Regions from separate parts of the Mus musculus genome. Here regions 2 and 3 are each linked to region 1. A link is a loop called in an ENCODE intact Hi-C map of the cell type or tissue named here. Cell type or tissue: left cerebral cortex. All regions are shown on one strand.

Region 1 (8,000 bases):
TTTTCATGATATGTTGAAGAATCCCTTAAATTTGAATGTGTGTGTGGGGGGGGGGGGTGAGAGTGGAGGGTATTTGAGAGAGAGGATTTCAGATGTAAAGTCTAGAGCCCAGAAATCATAGGTAGATCTCCTGGCTACCCACAGAACATAAGGCTCAAAGAGAAGGATGGGGTTAGGGAGGTGGCTTTGGCCTGCTTCTCACCATTCCCAAGGCATAACCAGCATTCCCTAGGTAGCCAGCCAGCCCACTTGCTTTAACTAGAGGAATCCTGGCCAGAATTCTGCTCATTGGAGAACCTCTCCACTCTCTACTCAATAAACCACCCTTGCTGCTATCTATAGGGGACTCTGAATCCTTCTCCAAAAGCAGTGGGAAATAACATTTTGGAAATGCAATCACATCCAGATTTGAGTTTCTCATGAGTCAGCACACATAGTACCTCATACGGAAACGCACAAAGTTGCCCCTGCACACTGGCATTTGCAGCAAAGTGGAAGAGATGAACTGTGGTCATATCCTCAGTTATAATCCAACAAACCAAGTTGGTGTGAGCTAATGAGATCACAGGGAGACATTCAGGAGATTGTGGTCTGGGGTGCATGGGATGAAGAGCTATGGATGGTCAGAGAGGAGGGATAGGAGGGATTCTGGGCTTCACAGGACTGTGAGCATACACTAATCCTAAGGAGAGGCTGAAAATAAAAGACTAAACTGAGAGGATTCCCCTGACCACACAGCGAAGCACAGTCCTACGAGCTAACCATGACGGTACACGCCTATAATCCTAGCACTTACAAGACACAGACAAGAGAATCGCCACGAATATAATGTCACTCTCATCTGTGTGGCAAGTTCCAAGCTAAACAGGGTTATATGGGGAAAGATTGACTGTCCCCACCTCCAAAAGAAAAAAAAAAACTAGATGAGGAGCTGAGGAGATGGCTCAATTGACAAAGAGCTTGTCACACACACAGGAGGACCCAGGTTTGATTCCCCACTACCCACATGAAATCCAGGCGCAATGAATGATGCATGCCAAGAGCCCCAGATCTAGAGAACACAGACAGAAGGCTCTATGGAGCCTGCTGGCCAGCTTGTGTGGTCAGATTGCTAAGGTTTTGATCAAGGAAGAGATCTTGTCTTATAAAATAAGGTAAAAAGTAGATTAAGAAAAATTCTCAACAATGATCTCTAGCCTCTATACACATGCACACCCACACTGTTCAATGGATTTTGACTTGGAATTGAGGACCTAAGCATCCTTCAGCATTTGTAGTGCGTGGTTATGTGAAGCGACACTCTTAGCAGTGACAGTTATAAAGTTAAAATATCAGTCAACTCCAAAAGATATTGCAGATGATTTACATCTGCATCAAATATTCATCCAAGACAAGTTTATCTGTCAGGGAGTGGTGGCAGCGGCAGTGCACGCCTTTAATCCCAGCACTTGGGAGACAGAGGCAAGCAGATCTCTGAGTTCCAAGCCAGCCTGGTCTACAGAGTAAATTTCAGGACAGCCAGTGCTACAAAGAGAAATCCTGTCTTTTTTTAAAAAACAAAACAATCTTATTTTTGTTTATGTTTTTTGTGTATGTGTTTCAGGGTGTGTATATGTCCACAGAAGCCAGAGAGGGTATCAATTCCCTTGGAACTTGAGTTACAGATGATTGTGAGCCACCATGTGGGTGAAGGGAACCAGATTCAGGTTTCTAGGAGGAACAGTAAGAGCTTTGAACCACTGAACCCCAAGATTTAAATTTGATTTAAATCTTTATGTCAAAGTAAATAAAATTTTCGATCTTAATGTCAGAATCTTTCATGTCAGGGAGTAGCTTGCAGGAGTCAGTGCTTTCCTTCCGTCACACAGATCCTGGGATCAAACTCAGGCAAGCCTGCTCGGCATCAAGCACCTTTGCTTGCTGAGCCACCTCACTGGCTCCTTGAACAGATTCTTTATGGTTGATTATAAATGTAAATGTCTGGGGTGTATACTTATTTGCTGTGCCTATTCCCCCCCCCCAAAAAAACTGCATACAATTTGTTGGGCAACAAGGACTTGCTCACGAAAAGAGTTCAAGAAGTCCAGAATTCTTGAACATCTTTATGGATATGGGCATAAAAAAAATGAGAAGAATGAGAAACTACTCCTAAGTGTGGGATATTTTCTCATGAAAATCCCTGGCATTTAGACATTAAATGCACTCACTGAGAAGATAGAGAACCCAGAGTACATGAATGTTAATGGACTTTCCCCACCCAATAAAGGCCGACACAGATATATCTTCCCTGCTTCCTGATAAAAAGTTTCATCTTACTGTGCATCTTGCTATGTTTGGAGAAAGGTAACATTAAATTTTAATGTATTGCTGAGCCACAGAGAGAGAGACTGGACCATAAACTGTCTTTCTTGATCCACAGGCACAACACTTCGTCTGGATGTCTGGGATGGATGGAAGGAATTTCTCATGGGATGTCTTCTTGGGCAAAAACCTAAAGTCCAACACTACTTATCAAAAGAAGGACCAGTCCTCAAGTATGGAAGCTAAATCAGACATTAGATGGATTTAAGTCACTTAGTTCTAAGCCTCCATGAACCTGAATTCTCTGTAGAGACATAGTCCTGATGCAAACCAATTTCACCTCACACAATTCGATAAGATATTATTATTATTACTATTATTTTAGATATTTGATGATTCAATAGCAAGAGAGTCACTAGGACTGGTAATGGGTTGCAATTCAGGCAGATATTTCTCTGGAACACTAATTAAATCTGTGACAAATTTGGTTTGCATATCACTTGGTTGGTTGGTTGGTTGGTTGGTTGGTTGGTTGGTTGGTTGGTTTTTCAAGATAGGGTTTCTCTGTGTAGCCCTGGCTATCCTAGAACTTGCTCTGTAGATCTGGCTGGCCTCCAACTCAGAGATCTGCCTGCCTTTGTCTTCTGGGTGCTGGGATCAAAGGCATGCGCCACCATCACCTAGCACATATCATACTTATAATAACACTTTAAATATTCTTATCTTCAGAATAAATATTCTGCCATACATGTTTAATTATTTTATTAAGTAACAGTATTTAAAAAAAAAATCTGCCAAGTGATAGGCTGAAAACAGTGGCCACTTCTTCCCAAGCCCACATATATTAGCTAAATTTAATTGTTAAAACAATGTAACTCCAAATACAACTGTTGAATTTGCATTGAGTTACAACTGTAATTGCTTTTTAATTGAAAAAAGAAAAAGCCGGGGTTTAACAGCAGACATTTGTTACAAAACCGTAAGCTGCTATTTGATTTTAAATGATTGGTTGTATTCGAGCTTTGAAATGACAGTGAGTCTAGCTTCTCCTTTAGAGGCCTTATTAAGAGCTGGCTTGGCTGCCTGTCTTTACCTCCACCCAGATCCTTTGCACACAGTGGCCATAGTTACACCCCAAACAGGATACCAAACTGCCTTCTCTCTGTGTTTCTCTGGCATGAATCTCATTCTGTTTGAATGTGTTTGCTACGATCCAAATAAAAAGCTCTCCTCTCGATGGAGCAATAGTTCGCTCTTTTTTTTTTTTTTTTTTGCCTTATGTGAAGGATAATGTGTGTCTAGGGCTGTGGAACTGTGGAACGTGGCTGGCTTGGAGAAGCCGCGCAGCATTTATTTTATTGCATTAACAACCAGAAGCTACACAAGTCTCAGTTGAATTGTTTGTGATACGGTGTTTTAGAACAGCGCCCTCTTGTGGGCAATTTAACCACGCTTTTCTAAAGGGTAGGAGCCAGCAGTAGCTCCGAAGGCTTCATAGAGTGAACACAGGAGGCAGAGTTCTTACAACCATGAAATATACAAAAATTCCCATCAGTTTCTGTTTAGGGATAGTTGTAATACTGTTTCATATTCTAAATCCGAACAAATAGTTGTATTACTTTTAATACAACTGTGTTATTGAGTGCATTGCTCAAGATCAAACACTGTACTGTGTCTATTTATAAAAACAGTAATTCCATAGGGTGGGAACTCTTTACTTTGTTTTACAGGTAAGGAAACCGAGATTTCAAAGATGGGTATGGTAAGGCTGAAATGCTTTTTATTCCTCTCTACCTAATCAGCACATCTTTATTGAGCACTTATTATGTACCTTACGGTGAAGTCCTAAGAATTCAGCAGTAAGAAACGATGGTTGTTGTAGTCTATAAGCTTACAGCATAGAAGCTTCCTAGAGATGAACTAAGTCAATCGTTGTAAGCATGCTTGGCCCACAGTAAGCAGGCTATAACATCAAGGTTCATTGCTATTATTATTCAGTATGAGAGGGGCTATGACTGGGCACGCTGCAGATGGCACGTCATGGGAACAGTATGACGAGTGTCTGAGACCGGTAAAGAAGAGTCGAGAACTACAGGTTTGCATTCCGATAGGCGGTAAGGAAAAAGAAAGAAAGAAAGAAAGAAAGAAAGAAAGAAAGAAAGAAAGAAAGAAAGAAAGAAAGAAAGAAAGAAATCAGCATGTTAGAGTAGGTATTCCAGAACTATATGCAAAGACCTGGGAGCGAGATAGCTTTAAGGAACTGGGTGACCCGTGAGGAAAGCAGGCAGTCGGTAGGCAGAGGCTGGAAGTCCGAGAGAGACCTCCTCATGGAGAAGTATGAAGGAATTTTGTTTTACCTACCAAGCTTTGAGAAGACATTGGGAGTGGGAAGGAGCAAGACTGATCTTTAAAAACTAGCTCACACTGGGTGCAAGAGCCCCTACCTACAATCCCAGCACTCAAGAAGGTAGAGGCAGGAACGGGGTCCGAGGCCAGACTTAGCTACATAGTGAGTTCAAAACTAGTGTGGGCTATAGGAGAGCTTGTCTCAAAAAAAAAAAAAAAAAAAAAAAAAAAAAAAAAAAAGGAACTGATTGTGTGTGTGTGTGTGTTGTACATGTGTGTGTTGGATGTGTATGAATCTGTGTGCTCATGCATGGAAATTCCAGAAAGGTGTCAAGTGTCTCCCGAGACAGGGTCTCTCTCTCTGGCCCTCCAGCCAGGCCAGGGGGCAGCAAGTCCCAGCAATTCTGCCTCTGCCCTCACAGCGCCGGATTACAGGTTCACCTGAAGCGCTTTACCCGCTGTACCAATATCCCAGACCTTCTAAACCCTGCTTACGGTTAGCATAAGGAATGAGCATTGGTTTTGTCATTTCCTCGACTTACTAACCCTTTGTACCAAACTTGTTCCACTCGTTCAGGTACCAGAAAAGGGTAGCCCTGTACATCGCTGCTTTTCACGGACACACTGAGCTCACTGAATGGGCTCTGAAGCAGGGGGTGCAGCCCCATGAGGCAGTTGGGGTTCACCCTTATCGAGCATGGTGCCACGAAGCCCTTCACACAGATGTCTCTAACTGCCCGATTCACGCAGCCGCAGAAGCTGGCCAGCTGTTAATTCTGAAGGCCTTTGTCAACTGCAGTGTCCTGTGCCTGGAATGCAAGAACGCGGCAGGACAATCCCCCCTGGCCATCGCATCGAAACACCAACATAAAGACTGTGTGTTGTATTTACTGAGTAAAATGTGGTCCACGGTGTCTTTTCTAAAACTTTCAGTCCCGATGTGGATTTATATTAAAATAAAACAATGGATTCTCCGAGCTCAGAGTCATAGGTGCCATAAAAGCCAGCTTGGCAGAGGGAGGGTCTCTGGGGCAAAAGTCGGAGACACCGTGATGGTTGATGGTTTCACCAAGCCCAAGATGACCTCCAAGAGTTGGTACAAGACTGAAGACAAGAGCTGGCAAACTGCCCAGAGTAAACTACCACCCTGCAAGCAACAGTCAAGCAGGAAACCTGTCTATTCTTTACCAGTGTCACAGCGAGACACCAGAAAACAAATCTTCACATTCCCGTCCTTAGTAGACGTGAAGAGCTTTTCAGAAGTGCGAAGTCATCAACAAGACAACCAGAAAAAAATGTCTGCCCCAGCTAGAAAAGAAAAGCACATCAAAAACCCCTATCTCCCCCAGGTCCCCCTCCCTCCCGTTTCAAGAGTGGATTATGCACACCCTCTCTTCTACTGCCCTCCGCCCAGGGCGGACTGTTTGCTAAGGTCGCTCTTCACATCGTTCTCAGAGCACAGTGGGAGGACTCCACGCGAGAATGCCATTTACTGCTTAGCTGTGGCAAGGTAAATGGTAATGCTTTCTCTTCAAAAATACAAGGGCAAATCCTAAATGAGGCAGGTCTAGGACAGAGGAGTGTTCATGAAACCCTACTATGGTATACTGAGTAATACAAATTGCTTTAAAATGTCAATTCTTAATTAGTACCAAGGACTGTGTCTCACTGAGCCTAGGTCTCTCTTGCCTGTAGTCACTTGGGAGTCAGAGTCGGGGGTGGGGGTGGGGGTGGGGATGGGGGCGGGGGCTTGTTTCAAGCCTGGGATTCATAGTAAGACTCTGTCTCAGAAAACAAAATAACAACAGAAGGATCTCACCTCATACTAGATCTAAAGAAAACCTCTGCTGGTGCTATTACCCAGGCCATGTGTCTATATTCATTCTGAAAGTTCTCAGGAGGGGAGACAGGACAAGGAAACTTGAAATATGGGAGGGTGTCATCAAAACTGCCCCCAAAGACAGAACAGTCATCAAAGTAGAAGTGGGGGGAGAAAAAGAACAAATTAATAACAAATTGAACAATAAAAGCTTACGGAGGTTTACAAGACAAGATGTACAGGAGAGAGGACGTCTGTCCTCGGTAGAATGGCAGAATTGGAATTTAAGGTGATGGACTGTCACAGCTGGGGACACACAAGGGTAAAGGGGAGGCTTCCTGGAACAGTCACTACTATAACTGAAAAACAAAACTTTCTCATCAAATCATTTGTGTTCTATCTTACATGTGAGGCATAGCTGGTTACCTATGTTAGAGAGTTACAGATGTATGATTGGCCTTTTCCCTTGCTCAGGATCAGGAGAAAGAATTTTAAAACCAGGATTTCCTTTCTGGACTGGTTTTGTTTTGTTTTCCCTCCTAAGTTGCTGCCACCTAGTGGCGAGAGTAGTTTACGCTGTAAAATTCAAAATTAAGAGATCCAACTTTATGTGTCCCGCATGGTGGCACACGCCTTTAATCCCAGCACTTGGGAGGTAGAGGCAGGCGGATTTCTGAGTTCAGGGCCAGCCTGGTCTACAAAGTGAGTTCCGGGAAAGCCAGGGCTACACAGAGAAACCTTGTCTCAAAAAAACAAAACAAAAACAAACAAACAAAAAAGAATTTAAAAATCCAACATATCTCAGGGTTATGGATCATGCCTATGATCCTAGCCTCTTTTTTAACTTATTCACTTTCTATTTTCTGTCTGTATTTACTAAACTATGTTCTAATGAAGAGATAATAGTTCAGTGGAAAGATACTATGCTGATTAATCTAGTTAACATCATGGTAGATTCTGTTTCCTCTTCCGTAAAATAGGTTTAAACAAACAGTAAATCCTCCCAGAGACACCCTCAGTCTTACTAAAGGTGTATCCTGTTCTTTAGTTTCTCTATCTGGCTGTTTGCTCAACATATCATCTATGAAACTAATTATTTTATGTATATTGGTTTTTCTTATTTCTATGTATTCCAACTTTATGTAATATCCTACATCCTAATATATTTATCCATTTTATTGGGGGGGAAGAATCTGGGTTGTCTTTAATTTAGAGGCTGTTTTGAATTAAAATATATAATTTTTTATATTATTTTTTTATTCCCCTCTCATTATATCCTGACCACAGCTTCCCTCCCATTAGCCTTTCCTCCAACCCTCATCACCAATCACCTCCTCTCTTTCCCGGTTCACCTCCTCTTCCTCCCTTCAGAGAAGAGCAGGCCTCCCAGGTACATCAACCAAACACAGCATAACAAGCTCCAATAAGACCAGTCACAGACCATCACATTAAGCCTGGGCAAGGCAAACCAGTAGAGGAAAACGGTCACACAAATAGGCAAAAGAGTCAGGAACAGCCCCTGCTTCCAGCATTA
Region 2 (8,000 bases), 150 kb before region 1:
AAGAGAATTTGTATGTATTTTTTCACTGGGAATATATAGATCCCAAAGCAGTGTGAGTCTGGTTTATTATGGATGCAGAACTTAAGTCCACTTCTTGGAAGGACAAATCACATAAACATCTAACAACAATGCAAGGCACAGATGGCCAAGGATAAAGAGAACTCACTCCACATATGACAGAAATTCTCTTAAAATACTCATTCAGTATATGAACCACAGAAACCACTGTATTACTATGCTGAAAATAATTTCTTAAAAAACATAATTAGTAAGAAGTTGAGGCTTCCAAGGAAAAATGGAGGATGGTAATCTGCCTGCACATGACTGGTCAAGGAGACATCAGGAGAAGACAGAGTAAACTGACTACAGAGGCAGAAAGCAGAAGTCAGCCTCAGAAACTTGGAATGGCAGTGAGGGAACCAGCAAGACAATGGAAGGAAGAGATGGGTGAGACTGAGAAAAGGTAAGCTGCACCAAACAACTGTAGCTGTGGCCTTCGGTGTGTGTGTGTGTGTGTGTGTGTGTGTGTGTGTGTGTGTGTGTGTGTGTGTGTGTGAGAGAGAGAGAGAGAGAGAGAGAGAGAGAGAGAGAGAGAGAGAGAGAGAGAGAGAGAGAGAGGACAGGGCTAATAACTAAGCTGAGTGACTCTGGGGAGAGGAGACTTGTCCTAAATCCCCAGGGCTACGGCCCTCGCCACCTCCAATGCAATCTCTGCCTTAGGTAAAAATGATACCTCTGGCAACCAGTGAGGTAATCGAGAGGAACCCCATTTTATCACCCTATGAGTAGGGGGTGAGTTCTTGACAATGAATCTGTATTTAAAACTGAGCTAGACTGGGAGGCTTGAGAACAGACAACAAGCCAGGCAGCTGTCATTTCACAAGGTTCAGCCCTGGGACACTTAAAAAGCAGGAGGGACAGTTGCTGACAAGCTGACACTGTAGGCTACAGGAGGGTTGGCTCAGGGGGTTCAGTGAATGAGCCCACCTTTGGTGGCTGGAGCAGGTTTCTCAATGGAAATAGGCACACAGTCTGATAGCTCTTGAGTGTGGGCTCCAGCTCTGCACTCACCTATCTGGTAGCCAATGCCACAGAACCCAAGAACTCGGAAGTAGAGCCCCCAGCATGGGGAGTAGTACATACATCGTGAACATACGAATGCAGGTTCTTCCTCTGCACACATCTCAAAGCTATGGCTGCTGCTTATGCATCTGACACATTTGAGATGCCCCCTGCTAGAGCATTAGCCACCCCCTTGAATATAACCTTAGGAGTCTCAAAGAGTGAGAAAACTTGCCAAGCTCACAGACTGCTAAGCTAACTATGACCAGCAGAGGTCTATGGTACACAAAGAAAGTTACTGGAGATACTTTTGCCCACAGACTAGGAGAGAGGAGAAGAATCAAGATACTGCAGGGAAAGAGATGGAACAGACTCAGAGCGGCAGAGAAGTCTTCCAGAATGTAGGTGGAAGGGGAAAGTGGCCCACGGAAGGGCAGCCCGAAAGCGTCTTCCCAGCAAGACCAATGGGCTTCACATACGGTAACCAGCAACTAAGCTGAGGAAGATTTAGAAGTGCTGAGTTAGGATTAAAAGTATGGGCATGTTAGCCATGGGAGGATTAGAAGAGCCTAGCTATTGAGCCAGTAAGGCAGGTTAAAAATGAACTAGTGCCTCTCGGGCCAGGCGGACAGTGTGAGACTATGCCGGGGCCTAGCAAACACAGAAGTGGATGATCACAGTCAGCTATTGGATGGATCACATGGCCCCCAATGCAGGAGCTAAAGATATTACCCAAGGAGCTAAAGGGAACTGCAACCCTATAGGTGGAACAACAATATGAACTAACCAGTACCCTGGAGCTCTTGTCTCTAGCTGCATATGCATCAAAAGATGGCCTAGTTGGCCATCACTGCAAAGAGAGGCCTATTGGACTTGCCAACTTTAGATGCCCCAGTACAGGGGAACCCCAGGGCCAAAAAGGGGGAGTGGGTGGGTAGGGGATGGGGGGGGTGGGTATGGGGGACCTTTGGGATAGCATTGAAAATGTAAATGAGGAAAATACCTAATAAAAAAATAAAAATAAAAATTTAAAAAAACATATCATTCATTGTACCAAAAGTAAATCTCAACAAGTTTCAAACTTAAAAAAAAAATGAACTAGTGTGCTGGGAGTGGTGGCACACGCCTTTAATCCCAGCACTTGGGAGGCAGAGGCAGGTGAATTTCTAAATTCGAGGCCAGCCTGGTCTACAGAGTGGGTTCTAGGACAGCCAGGGCTATACAGAGAAACCCTGTCTTAAAAAACCATTAAAAAAAGAAAGAAAGAAAGAAAGAAAGAACGTGTGTGTGTGTGTGTGTGTGTGTTTCATCCACGAATCCTAGAGAACCTGGGCAGGTGGCTGATAGCACGGCCCACCCAGGAACATTAAAGTTGGATAGTAGAAGTACATGCTACAAATGGCACCTAACAACAAACACAACATGCATATATAACTAGGAAGGAGTCCAGTATTCCATTCCCCACTGGCCCGCTATGCTCCCTATTTTTATTTGCTCTCTCTCTCTCTCTCTCTCTCTCTCACTCTCTCTCTCTCTCTCTCTCTCTCTCTCTCTCTCTCTCTCTGTGTGTGTGTGTGTGTGTGTGTGTGTGTGTGTGTGTGTGTGTGTGTATACACATGTGAGTCGAGGTACATGTGTATGAATGTATGTGGAAGCCGGAGAAAACAATATCAACCTTATTGTTTGGGGCCTTTGTTTCTTGTGGTCGTTTGGTTCTTAGTTTGGTTTGGGTTTTTTGTTTGTTTGTTTGTTTGTTTGTTTGTTTGAGTCCAGAGTCTCACAGTGAAACTGGAGCTCATGCACACGGCCAGATGGGTCACAGAGATGACGTCATCTTCATCTACCCCAGTGCAGGGAGCTTCGGCTGCCTATGCTGGAGACGAAGCCTGGTCATTGTGCTTGTCCGTATGCACTATGCCGACCACGCCATTGCTCTAGCCTGCTTTTATTTTTACTTTTTTCCCTTTCCACATCAGTTTTAGCAGCAAATTTTGATTTTTTAAAATAATATTCCCATTCATACATTCTCCTAGTTGCATGCCTTTTCACTGTTAGATGTTTTTCTTTTCTGTCTTGCCTTTCCCACCATGATTCCCCCTCTACCCCCCCCCCCCCGTGCTATAATTTTAATACCATTTTACCTTTTTTTTTAACTCACATGTATCTGTTATGTTTTGTTTAGTGTGTGCTTTTTTTTTTCCACACTCATGCTACAGTGCTCACGTGGAAGCCACACATGCAAGAGTTGGTTCTCCTCTCACCATGTGGGTTCCAGGGATCAAGCTCAGATTGCCAGGGGTTGTAACAACCCTTACTCCCTGCACCGTCATGCCCACCCAAGCGTTTATATTCGATTTCTTTTATCTAACTTTGGTTTCCAACTCTGTCTTGATTGTGTAATCTACGATCTTGAGTTGTATGTGATGTCATGCTTTTTTCAACTCCCTTGTATTATGTTATTTTCCAATTGTTTTTTCCTTTTTTAAAAAATTAGATAATTCATTTACATTTCAAATGCTATCCCCTTTCCTAGTTTCCTCTCCGAAAGTCCCCTATACCTTCCTCCTGCCCTGCTCCCCAACCTACCCACTCCTGCTTCCTGGCCCTGGCATTCCCCTCTACTGAGGCATATAATCTTTGCAAGACCAAGGGCCTCTCCTCCCATTGATGGCTGACTAGGCCATCCTCTGCTACATATGCAGCTAGAAACATGAGCTCTGGGGATACTGGTTAGTTCATATTGTTCCTCCTATAGGGTTGCAGACCCCTTCAGGTCCTTGGGTACTTTCTCTAGCTCCTTCATTGGGGGCCCTGTGTTTCAGCCAATAGATGAGGGGCACTGGCATAGCCTCATAAGAGATAGCTATATCAGGGTCCTGTCAGCAAAAATCTTGCTGGCATATGCAATAGTGTCTGGATTTGGTGGTTGTTTATGGGATGGACCCCTGGGTAGGAAAGTGTCTGGATGGTCCTTCCTTCCATCTCAGCTCTGAACTTTGTCTCTGTAACTCCTTTCATGGGTATTTTGTTCACCATTCTAAGGAGGAACGAAGTTCGACAAGACAGGTAGATCAATGGAATAGAATTGAAGACCCAGAAATGAACCCACACACCTATGGTCACTTGATCTTTGGCAATTGAGCTAAAACCATCTAAAGAGACAGCACTTTCAACAAATGCTGCTGCCTCAACTGGCAGTTATCATGTAGAAGAATGCAAATTGATCCATTCTTATCTCCTTGTACAAAGCTCAAGTCTAAGTGGATCAAGGAACTCCACATAAAACCAGAGACACTGAAACTTATAGAGGAGAAAGTGGGGAAAAGCCTTGAAGATATGGGCAGAGGGGAAAAATTCCTGAACAGAACACCAATGGCTTGTGCTGTAAGATCGAGAATCAACAAATGGGACATCATAAAATTGCAAAGCTTCCGTAAGGCAAAAGACACTGTCAATAAGACAAAAAGGCCACCAACAGATTGGGAAAGGATCTTTACCAATCCTAAATCTGACAGGGGACTAATTTCCAATATATACAAAGAACTCAAGAAGCTGGACTCCAGAAAACCAAATAACCCTATTGAAAAATGGAGTACAGAGCTAAACAAAGAATTCTCAACTGAGGAATACCGAATGAGAAGTACCTGAAAAAATGTTCAACATCCTTAATCATCAGGGAAATGCAAATCAAAACAACCCTTAGATTCCACCTCACACCAGTCAGAATGGCTAAGATCAAAAATTCAGGTGACAGCAGATGCTGGCAAGGATGTGGAGAAAGTGGAACACTCCTCCGTTGCTGGTGGGATTGCAAGCTGGTACAACCACTCTAGAAATCAGTTTGGCAGTTCCTCAGAAAAAAAATTTTTTTAATCTTGTTTCTCCTTCATTTTTCCTTTTCTCTGTTTTCTTCATTTCATTTACTTATTATTTTTATAATTATCTAAAACAATTCTTCACAACATATTCAGAATTAGTCTTCCCATTACTATTTTATGATCATAGGTGATTAAGTGGGCTGAGGTCTAATCTATTTTAGTATATTTCTAGATCCTATAAGGTTTGATGCTGTTTGTTTTCTATGCTGACTAGTAATGGGGATGTTGCATTCAAGTAAAATATAGCTAAATAAAACTAGATATCTAAACATACAAATTATAAAATATGCATAAAGAATATTGAGGCATCATGAGTCCATTAAAATATCCTAATTTTTCAGCCCCTGAATTAAATGCTTAAAGAAAATTCTAAAAGTTTAGTAGTATAATTGTTTAGTAACCTTAAATACAATATAAACATGCAGATTAATCATTTCAGAAACTGGAGGGGAAAATCAGCAAGAGAAGAAAAATCAGAAAGTTAAAAATATGGATAAAAAATCATAATGCTATAAACAGGGTCAGAAATCTACATTTAAGAAGCTAAATAGAAATATTTGAAATTTTCAAGAAAGAAAAAGAACACACAGTGGAAAGCACCAATAGTATACTTGAGCAGCCAGAAGAGAGAATGTAAGCCACAAAGACACAGATGAGCAAATGGTACACTGAAATATTGTAAGGATAGATAGCTGGGCATGGCCATATCCCAGACTGCTGGGATACACTCAACAACCAGCCTGAGTGCACAGGATAGGAGCGGAAGTAAAAACTAAAGGCTCAGGGGATGCATGTGTGTGCACACCACACAAAAATATTAACATGCAGCACTTAAAGTACTCTATAGACTCAATGCAATCTTACCAAAATTCTAAGACCATTCTTATTCACAGAAAAAGAAAACATAGACTTAGATTTACATATGGAAACACAAAATGAAAGCCAAAGAAATCCTGAGCAAAATAAATGATGCTGGAGACATTTTACTTCCATCATACCTGATTTGAAGCTATACTACAAAGCTACTGCAGTAAACACAACATGATACCAGTGGAAAACCAGACAAATAGCTGAGTGGAGCAGAGGACCCAAATATACACCCACACAACTCTACCACATGAGTTTTGACAAATGTTTTTAAAACAACACTAGAGAAAAGATGCCTCTTTAACAAATGGTGCAACATATATAGGCTATCCACATACAGGAGACTGAAGTCGGATCTCCTATTTCATTCTGCATAAAAATCAGCTTTAAGTGGACCAAATGTAAAACTTGAAACTCTGAAGAAAAGGTTGGGCTAGGTAGATAGCTTAATTCTCAACCTTCCTAGTGCTGCAACTTATTAACACAGTTTCTCATGTTTTAGTGACCTGCAACCATAGAATTATTTCATTGCTACTGTTATGAATCATTATATACATATCTGATATGCAACCCCCAAAAGAGTTGTAATCCACGGGTTGAGAGCTGCTGGCTTAGTCAATAAAGTACAAGCACAAACCCCTGAGTGTGAGCCCCAAAGCCCACATAAACTAACCTGGTTGTGATGGCACACACTCATAATCTCAGTTCTGGGGAGCCAGGGTCAATAGAGTCGTGGGGCTCACATGGCCTACCAGGTGAATTCTAAGCTAGTAAAATCCTCCCCCAAGTTCACCCCCCAAAACAACAACAACAAAAGAAAAATAAGCAAAAAGAAAAAAAAACCTCAAAAAACAAAACAAAACAACAAAAACCTAAAAGCTTTTCTTCTGATGATCCCAGGGTCATCATGGGCCACAGGGGTGGCCCTGATGCACATCTTTGACTTGGGATGGAGGAAGGCAAAAGTTGATGACTTCCCACTTTGTGGCCACATCATGTCAAATGAATATGAACAGCTCTCTTCTGAAGCACCAGATGTCGCTGGCATCAGTAGCAACAAATACATGGGAAAGAATGTGGCAAGGATGGCTTTCATATCCAAGTGAGGCTCATCCTTGCCATGTCATCCAAACCAACAGGATGTTGTCCAGTGCTGGATCTGACAGGGTCCAGACAGGTATGTGTGGCACCTTCAGGAAGCCACAGGTCACAGTGACCAGGATCACAGTGGCTACCATCACTTGGACCAAGCTGCAGAATAAGGAACATGTGATTGAGGCTCAAGTTCCCTGGTTATCAGAAGATCCACATCTCAAAGAAGTAAGGCTTCCACAGGTTTAATACCAGTGGCTCATTCCTGATGACTGTGGGGTCAAATATATCCCCAACCATGGTCCCCTGAACAAGTGGAGAGCCCTGCATTCCTCAGGGCTTCCACGGTGCTCTCTTATAAACTACCAAATCATGTTCAGTCAAAAAAAAAAAAAAGAAGAAAAAAAAAGAAAAGAAAAAATAGACATCCAAGACTGTCCTCTAGCCTCCACATGCATGCACACAGTTACACACATACACAATACACACATGGGGGGAAGGAGGCAAAACACTTCAAGATTCCAGCTAAGGCAAAGAATTTCTCAATGGTACTTAAGCCACTCAAGAAATAAAGCCAACAATTGACAGAATCCCATGAAATCAAAAGGCTGTATACAGTAAACAGCTACTTCTGTGGGGAAAAAAAATAGCCTAGCCTACACAATGATTGAAACATCTTCCCTAGCTGTACATATGACAGAGAATTTATACCTAGATTATTAAAAGTTCAAAAACTATACAAGAAATCAAACAACCCAATCAATAAATAGGTTAAAAAAATGAAAAGACAGTTCTCAAGGCAGTAAATACAAATGGCTAATACCATTTTAAAATGTTCAACTTCACAAACCATCAGAGAAATTCAAGTCAAAACTATATTGGGACTCCATCTTACCACAATCATAATGTCAGTCATTAAAAAAACCAATAATCACAAACACTGGCAGGTCTTACACACTGCTAGTGGGAATGTAAACTATCTAGCCATTATGGAAATTAATATGGAGGTTTCCAGGAGAGCCTAACACTTATCTTCCACACGATCCATCTATAGTCGTCCTGAGAACTTACTCAAGACTTTAAGTTGACATGTCATACATG
Region 3 (8,000 bases), 69 kb before region 1:
GTGTATACACATACAAAAAAATAAATTTTGGGCTGGTGAGATGGCTCAGTGGGTAAGAGCACCCGACTGCTCTTCCGAAGGTCCAAAGTTCAAATCCCAGCAACCACATGGTGGCTCACAACCATCTGTAACGAGATCTGACGCCCTCTTCTGGTGTGTCTGAAGACAGCTACAGTGTACTTACATGTAATAAATAAATAAATCTTTAAAAAAATAAAAATAAAAAAAAAAATAAAAAAAAAAAAATAAAAAAAAAAGTGAACCTTCAAAAAAAAAAAAATAAATTTTAAGTCATAACTGTACTATTACCTGCCATATTAATGAATTTGAGAATTGAATGTGATCATACAAAGTAATCAGAAACCTATTTGACCCATAGATAATAAAATTAGCCATTATGTTTTGTTATTTGTATACTATGACATATAAATTTTGACAAAAGCAATCACATACTTTCATTCTTCTCTAATCAATTTTTGTGCAGTGCAACATCTTCATAAAAACCTTAGTTCTCTGTTTTATTTGTTCAATAATTATCTACAGAATATATGATTTTAGAACCATTATTCACCAACGTGTTTTATTAAAGTGAATTCATATGTCTATTAACCCTGTTTCTTCTGAGAAACCTAGCAGTGGTTTCTAACTGCCTTCCCTTTTTGATGCCACAGGAAACCACAGTATGCAGCACGAAGATACACTAATAACAAGTCAAACAATGGAAATCACTACTTTGGCTTACTCATTTTTTTAAATATTTTTTATTACATATTTTCCTCAATTACATTTCCAATGCTATCCCAAAAGTCCCCTATACCCTCCCCCAACTTCCCTACCCACCCATTCCCATTTTTTTGGCCCTGGCGTTCCCCTGTACTGGGGCATATACAGTTTGCGTGTCCAATGGGCCTCTCTTTCCAGTGATGGCCGACTAGGCCATCTTTTGATACATATGCAGCTAGAGTTAAGAGCTCCGGGGTACTGGTTAGTTCATAATGTTGTTCCACCTATAGGGTTGCAGATCCCTTTAGCTCCTTGGGTACTTTCTCTAGCTCCTCCTTTGGGAGCCCTGTGATCCATCCAATAGCTGACTGTGAGCATCCACAAGTCAAACAGTGGAAATCACTACTTTGGCTTACTCATTTTGCTTTCAGCTATACATTATTAGTTCCTAACTTCAAAATGTCCAAAGTCATGTTTTATTTTAAAAGCCATGTTTTATTTTAAAAGCCAACTACTTTTAGTTAATACTAACATGACATAAGTATGTCATATGATTTTATCAAGCCAGTTAATACACAGTCTTAATAAAAACTACAAAACATAAAGTATCTTGCTCAACTCTATAAACCTACCCCAAGAGGCAAACACCTACTCTACCCTCACTTTGCTGAACTTAGTGCCCAAAAGCTGATATAAACTCTGTTAGCCTCAGATGCAGAAACATCAAAGGAAGTAAGCTGCAAGCTAGCAAGAAGCTAGGCTCCTCTAAAATCCTTACAGAAATAACAAGGATAAATGAGTAGTTAGCCCCAAACCTTCCCATATTCCATTTCCCTAAGCACGGACTTTATTCACATTACTTCCACTGCACATCGAGACACCATTTTGACTTCAGGTAAGGCAGAGGAAAACATACACATATGACTAAGACAACTAACTTTCCCTATACAAAGACTATAGTCTATATAATCAATTCAAGGAAGCATAACTATGATACAGACATATTTTATTTCATTTAATCTTCACAACTTCACCCTTTTTTCATTTTTTTTAACTTTCTCACTTATTGTGTGTGTATGACTTGGGAGGTAAGACATATACCACAAGGTTCATGTGGAGAGCCGAGGACAGCTTTGTGGAGTCAGTTCTCCCCTTCTTCCTCTATGTGGGTTCTGGAAATCTAATCCAGACCATTAGAACTGCAGGGCCAGCTCTACTACTCACCAAACATCTCACTAGCCCTTTCCATATTTACTGATGTCACCCAACACTGGAGGGTAAGTCTAGTCTGATTCCCAAATTTGAAACTCTTTGGAAACAGTTTTTTGTTTTGCTTTGCTTTGCTTTTTGCCTGATTCTACAATATTACACTTTATATCTTCCTCTTGACCCGCATAAAAACAAAAACAAAAACAAAAAAAAAACTATACCTGAAATTAACTCTATGGCCATAGATTATAAAAAGAAGAAAAAAGTCTATTAATGAATCCCTGTGGCCCTCCACACTCAACTCCTATTTAAAGACCACAGTCCTCTGAAATGAATTCTTTTTGACCCATTAAAAACTGTCTTTAAACAAGGCTTGATGGCTAGTAATTCCAGTACTGAGTAAGCTGAGGCAAAAGAATGGAAGTCTGAGATCAGACTGGGCTACATGTAAGGACCATGTCTCAAATAAATAAACAATGACCCTGTGGCCAATTAAACTCTCAAAAGTTCTTCCCTAAATCTTTAAATAGCCTGTCTCTACTGGCTCTTGGGAGGCACGGCCACTTTACTGTATTGTATCAGAAAGTGCAGCTGTCTTCTGGGCACTGCTGAAAGGAACGCAGTTTCCACTGGAACTGCTGCATCACTGGTAGAAAACAGTATAATCCAGGCAGGTTTGGGGCAGACATCAGCCTATAGCAGCTGCCCACGGTGCTGAAATTGAAGATTAAAATGGGAGTTATGGAAATTAACTACTGCCAGATTAGAAGAAAATAGGGCAATTGACCATAAGCAAGCAGAGAACATGCAGCAAAGTTGTTTCCCTCTCAGGGGCAGATCAATTCAATAAGCGTCCTTGCAAAAAAGTTCGGACTTCCAACATTGGGTAGGAAAAAAAAAAAAAAAGGCAGTATGTGGCCCTAGCAAGGTCACGTCCAAGCCTGTGAGCTGAGCTTTTACGGAAGGAAAGGGGAGTGGGTGAGAAAAGGAAGGAAGCAAGCGATGAGATTTTCTTCTTCTTCTTTTTAAAGACAAAACAGCCCGAGAGTATTTTCGCCGAGGACTTAAGAGGCAAGTCCTGGACTAGAGAAGTCTTCCAAGTATCTTTCCAGGCCACGGGGACCTCTGGAAGGGGCCGTGGGAAGCAAAATCCATAGCCCGACAACTTCAGATCTACCAGCCCGCAGGATGGGATGCTAAGGACTCCTCTCCCGCACGGGCCTGTGCTGTCACTGCACGTAGCAGAGGAGCCCGACCGTCCCCACCTCGGGCTACCGCACCCAGGCCGGAGTGGGTGTGTTCTCCCGGCCAGGCCCGACAACCCCCGCCTACCGCTGCGGAGCCACGCTGGTTCTTACCTGAAGTCCGCCCCCGGAACCTAGGCTCACGGCCACCCAAGAGAAGTCGCTACCCGGACTTCATGACTGAGTATCCGCACTGAGCCCCTACCCAAGCAAGTCGGAGAAGGGACCACAACAGCGGGCAAGCGGAAGTCCCGCCTCCCATGCCTCATTGGCCCATACTCGGAGGTAAAGAAATATTATTGGGCTGTGATGTTGCCCGTCACGGCCCCGCCCCTCTCGCGGAGTCGCGCAGCCTGCCTCTGCTGGGTTGGGAGAATTGCCCAGTTTTTGAGTGTCGTTCTGAACCGCGTGATACATCATCCCTATTAGGAACGGGGAAGATGAGGGAGGGACGGCTTTTGGAAGCCCTGGGTGCGGTGGAGAAGCCACCCTGGACTGCCCCAGCCTGATCCGCAGATGATTGGCTTGCAGAGTGAGGCCCTAGCGAAGGCTGTGTGTCTGAGTGGCCCGCAGCGATCCGAGGCCGAAGAGCCGCGAAGTGTCTTGCACCCTCCCGGGAGAGGGCCGATGAGGGCGGGGAACTCCGGGTGACGCCTTGCGCTGGAATCCAGGTCGGGTTAGAACTAACCGCCCGAGGTTTATGCAAGAACCACGAGGCCTGGCAGGGAGCCGGGCTGATCAGCTCACTGCTTGACTAGCCAAAGTCCAACCACGCGATTCAGTCCTCAAAACAGCCTTTCAAAAACCATGTCACCTTTTGAGGAACGAAAATCTCATCCCTTGAGTTCTCATACTTTTTCACCCCCTAGTCTGAAAAAGCAGAGTTCTTGGATTGAAATGACCTATTGGGCCATCAACATTAACAGCTCCTAAACTACTGCCTTTTGTTTTTAATGCGGTTTGATGCAAAGATTCTGACATGCCCTAATCGAACTGGCCCTAATAAAGCATCTTTGAGGCCCATACTGGCATCAAATATTTAATTAACATGTTTGGATTTTGGTTGTGGGGGGAGTTATTACAGGAATGTAAGTTGTTTATAGCCTCGTTTGCTTCAGGAGCCCTAAGTAGGTGGGGAACAAGAATAGAAAGATTTCCTATTCTTTTTTCTTGTGCCTTTTAAACTAGAATCTACTCTAAATACCACTCAAGCAATTTAAGAAAACAAATGTAAGGGATTGAAGATTGAGTTCACAGTCAGCACCCAGAGCACTTGCCTAGCAAGCACTAGACTCTGGGTTACAGAAAAGGGAGGGAACAAAAAAGAATCAGATTAGAATAATAAGGACCATCAAAAACATTTTCAGCTGCATAGCCCATAATTGTATAGTTAATGTATTTTTCATGTATTGGGAAGAAGACATTCACAACTATATAACTGTGCTTTGACAAAGTCATGAAGGTCGAGATTGGGAATATTGTTATGAAGGCTAGAGTACTATACAGAGAGGTGCTATATCTTTTGATGCATCTTTAATTAAATTCTCTCAAAATGGTTTTCTATATTAAATTAGATTTCTTCCATAATATAAAAGTTTTTTTAAGGACAAAAAATAAAGCCAGTTGCTAATTCCTTAAATAGAAACTCTTAAGAAGAGAACATTTTGCTTCTGTATTCAGTCTGCTCTGTAATCCATGGTAAATATATAGTTCTCTCAGAAATAAGCAAGGTAATGTATTTGTGTTGCACTTGGGCAGACTAATGGTGATATATATATATATATATATATATATATATATATATCCCTTGTATTGAATGAAGGCAAATTAGAAGATAGAGTGGAAAATAATATTTTCAATTGTCTTTTTTTCGAGAGCATGAAAATTTTAATAGAGTATATGATGATAAGAAAAAAAAAACACCAATTATTCCCTCCTAAAATCCAATCATCTGGATGTGATGGAATAGGCCTAAAATTCCAGCACTCAGGAGGATCTAAAGTTACAGGGCCTCTTTAGCTTTGTAGCCACTTCAAAGCCAGCCTAGGAAACATAAGACTGTCTTATTTACTATGACTGTGTGTTATAACCAAGGCAACTTATAAAAGCAAATGTTTAGTTGGGCCTTTGGTTTCAAGGGTTTATTAGCCAGGGTTCTCTAAAGTGACAGAACTTATAGAATGAACATATATGAATATATCAATATATGTGGGATTTATTAGAATGATGTAAAGGCTGCTGTCTAGCTAATCCAATAATGGCTGCCTATGAATAGAAAGTCCAAGAATCCAGTAGGCTCAACTGTACACACTGGGATCCCTAAGTAGGCTCTAACGCCAGTGTAGGAATGGACTCACTAGCAAGGTGAGAGCAAGCAAGCAAAGGGCAAAAGCTTCCTTCTCCCCTGTCCTTCCATAGGCTTCCAGCAGAAGGTGTAGCCCAGGTAAGAGGAGGGTCTTCCCACCTCAAAAGATCTGTTTTAAAGATGTATCTTCCCAACTAAAAGATCTTGATTAAAGGCTTGTCTTCCTACCTCAAAGTTCTGGATTAGAAATGTATCTTGGTACTTAAAATTAAGCAAAAGTTCTTCACAAGTGTGCCCTCCATTTTGGGGTTTTAGTTAACTCCTTATGTGGTCAAGATGAGAACCAAATATAGCCATCAAATAACCCTCTTATTTTCATTCATATGTATATAGATAGATATAGGTATAGGTATAGGTATAGGTATAGGTATAGGTATAGATATAGATATAGATATAGATATAGATATAGATATAGATATAGATATAGATATAGATATAGATATAGATATAGATATAGATATATAGAGATGCCAAAGACCAGCCTGGCATGGAGAGGAATTCTGAGAGAAGGGTGCCTGGGAGCAATGTAAAGAATCCAAGCTGGCTGGCTTTCCAGATTTCTCTCTCTCTCTATCTCTCTCTGTCTCTCTCTCTGTCTCTCTCTCTGTCTCTGTCTCTCTCTCTCTGTGTCTCTCTGTATGTGTGTGTGTGTGTGTGTGTGTGTGTGTGTGTGTGTGTGTGTGTATGTGTGTGTGTCTGGACAGCTTTTTCTTGCGTTCCTAAAAACTCTCTGGTTGAGACAGCTCTCTCTGCTTGTAAAAATTCTAAATGCTATCTGGTTAGCTCATGGGTTTTCTAACCAAATGCAGAAAAGCTGCTATAAAAATTATTGGATCTTCCGACCGAGTCAGGAATCCTGTTAAGAAAAATTTCTGAAGAGCTCTGTTGCTCTCCAGAGATCTCCAGACTGCTCGGCTCTCCATAGAGAAAAAAATTCTAAAGAACTTCTATCACTTTTTGCTAATTCATCTCATGCAAACCAAAAGCCCAGTTTTCTAATTTACATATCAAGTCAGTTATTTATCCCAGGATTCCTTTTGATTATCTTATGAATTGCCATCTGTGGCCCCAGCCCTTCGATTCTTAAGGGGCATCAAGCATACATCATACGTTTTTTTCCCTTAACATTGCAAAAGAATTCAGGGATCTGTCTGCCTTTGTTAAACACAGAAGATAAACTAGTTGGGTGGGACCCTGCCCTGAAATTACCCTTTCTACCAAAAGTGGACCTAAGCATTCTCTGTTCTAGGCTGACCTTGAACTCTGCCTGCCTTTGTATCCTGACAAGCTGGCTCAGGGTGTTCCTTTGTTCCTTTAGATTCATGAAGCCCCTCATAATTTGTATTATGAATTATGTGAATACTTTGGATAGTTGAGAAATTATATATTTTGAGCTCAATCTAGACATCTGCTCCATAACCTTAAGGGCTGGCCTGAAGCTTTCATGGAGTCATTAATGTCAACAGTGAGGACATTTCTCAGAGGAATGTGAAATATGTACATTATTATACAAACAAGACTTAAGCCCACAGCAGCCATCAACACTTGTGGAGGCTCACATGGCAAGGTGAGGGGTGGGGCTGTCCCAGGGCAGGAACCATGTCACTCTGTCCCCGCCAAGGTTCAGCATCTCCCCTTTCTGTTTTAATTTAAAGGTGAGAACATCTATGGTAAGTGCGATTACTAATCGGTTAATTGCCATCTGGGGCCACAGTTGGCAATTCAGTCTTGCTTGATGCAGACTGGAAGGAAAAACAAAACCAGGCAAAATAAACCTACTGTAATTCTTCCATTTATCAGCACAGTCATCTAGGAAGAGGAAGAAGTGAACTCATGCACAACAGAGGCAAAGGCTGGAGACACTTCCTCAATAGAAGTGGATCCCACGTTAGAAGTATTAATATCTATGATCTTATGATGTAGGGAATCCATACCCAAGGCCAAAATAGAATTGCTCCAAAGCCCCTTGTGATGGTTTGTATATCCTTGGACCAGGGAGTGGCACCATCTGAAGGTGTGGCCTTGTTGGAATAGATGTGACCTGGTTGGAAAGGGTGTGTCACTGTGGGTGTGGGTATAAGATCCTCACCCTAGTTGCCTGGAAGTCAGTTTTCCTCTAGCAGCCTTTAGATGAAGACATAGAACTCTCAGCTCCTCCTGTGCCATGCCTGCCTGGATACTGCCATGCTCTCACCTTGATAATAATGGACTGAACCTCTGAACCTGTAAGCCAGCCCCAATTAAATGTTGTTTTTTATAAGATTTGCCTTGGTCATGGTGTCTGTTCATAGCAGTAAAACCCTAACTAAGAAACCCCTTTAAATGAGACCGAATTTTAGACCAGCTATGTTCAGAAGTATTATATTTCAAGGGGGTTACACAAACCCAATGGACCAATGAATGGCATTGCACTGAGAGCCTGATCTTAATATTTTGAATTTTATTTCCCATAAATAGGG

What was found. Hi-C counts contacts between places; a loop is a spot of excess contacts. Peaks named below come from ENCODE experiments on the same cell type or tissue, not always from the same donor. Only the 100,000 strongest peaks of a DNase experiment are listed, where the experiment ranks them.
Region 2: a loop joins it to region 1, with 14 times the contacts of the local background. A loop is called at or near these places in 30 of 42 quality-filtered maps.
Region 3: it touches region 1 in a loop (4-fold over the local background); 20 of 42 quality-filtered maps call a loop at or near these places.

What each region holds. Positions count from the first base shown.
Region 1 is chr3:57,662,958-57,670,957 of GRCm38, reverse strand. It overlaps Ankub1 (ankrin repeat and ubiquitin domain containing 1), which reads left to right. Exons shown (of 4, transcript NM_001033349.2): 4 at 2,420-3,536. The coding sequence ends at 2,547. Among named protein-coding and RNA genes, the nearest start is that of Commd2, 15 kb to the right of the region's middle. In left cerebral cortex, CTCF peaks have their summits at 3,737 (motif pointing left) and 7,009 (motif pointing left); DNase peaks (open chromatin) are centred at 3,460, 3,727, 5,371 and 7,028; H3K4me3 peaks cover 418 bases; H3K27ac peaks cover 669 bases.
Region 2 is chr3:57,808,994-57,816,993 of GRCm38, reverse strand. The region is part of intron 7 of Rnf13 (ring finger protein 13); the gene reads right to left. It also overlaps the pseudogene Gm17951. Among named protein-coding and RNA genes, the nearest start is that of Pfn2, 35 kb to the left of the region's middle. In left cerebral cortex, a CTCF peak has its summit at 1,317 (motif pointing right); a DNase peak (open chromatin) is centred at 1,394.
Region 3 is chr3:57,731,491-57,739,490 of GRCm38, reverse strand. It overlaps Rnf13 (ring finger protein 13), which reads right to left and starts at 3,434. Exons shown (of 10, transcript NM_001113413.3): 1 at 3,291-3,434. In left cerebral cortex, no CTCF peak of the experiment used is centred here; DNase peaks (open chromatin) are centred at 3,496 and 4,230; H3K4me3 peaks cover 2,612 bases; H3K27ac peaks cover 2,247 bases.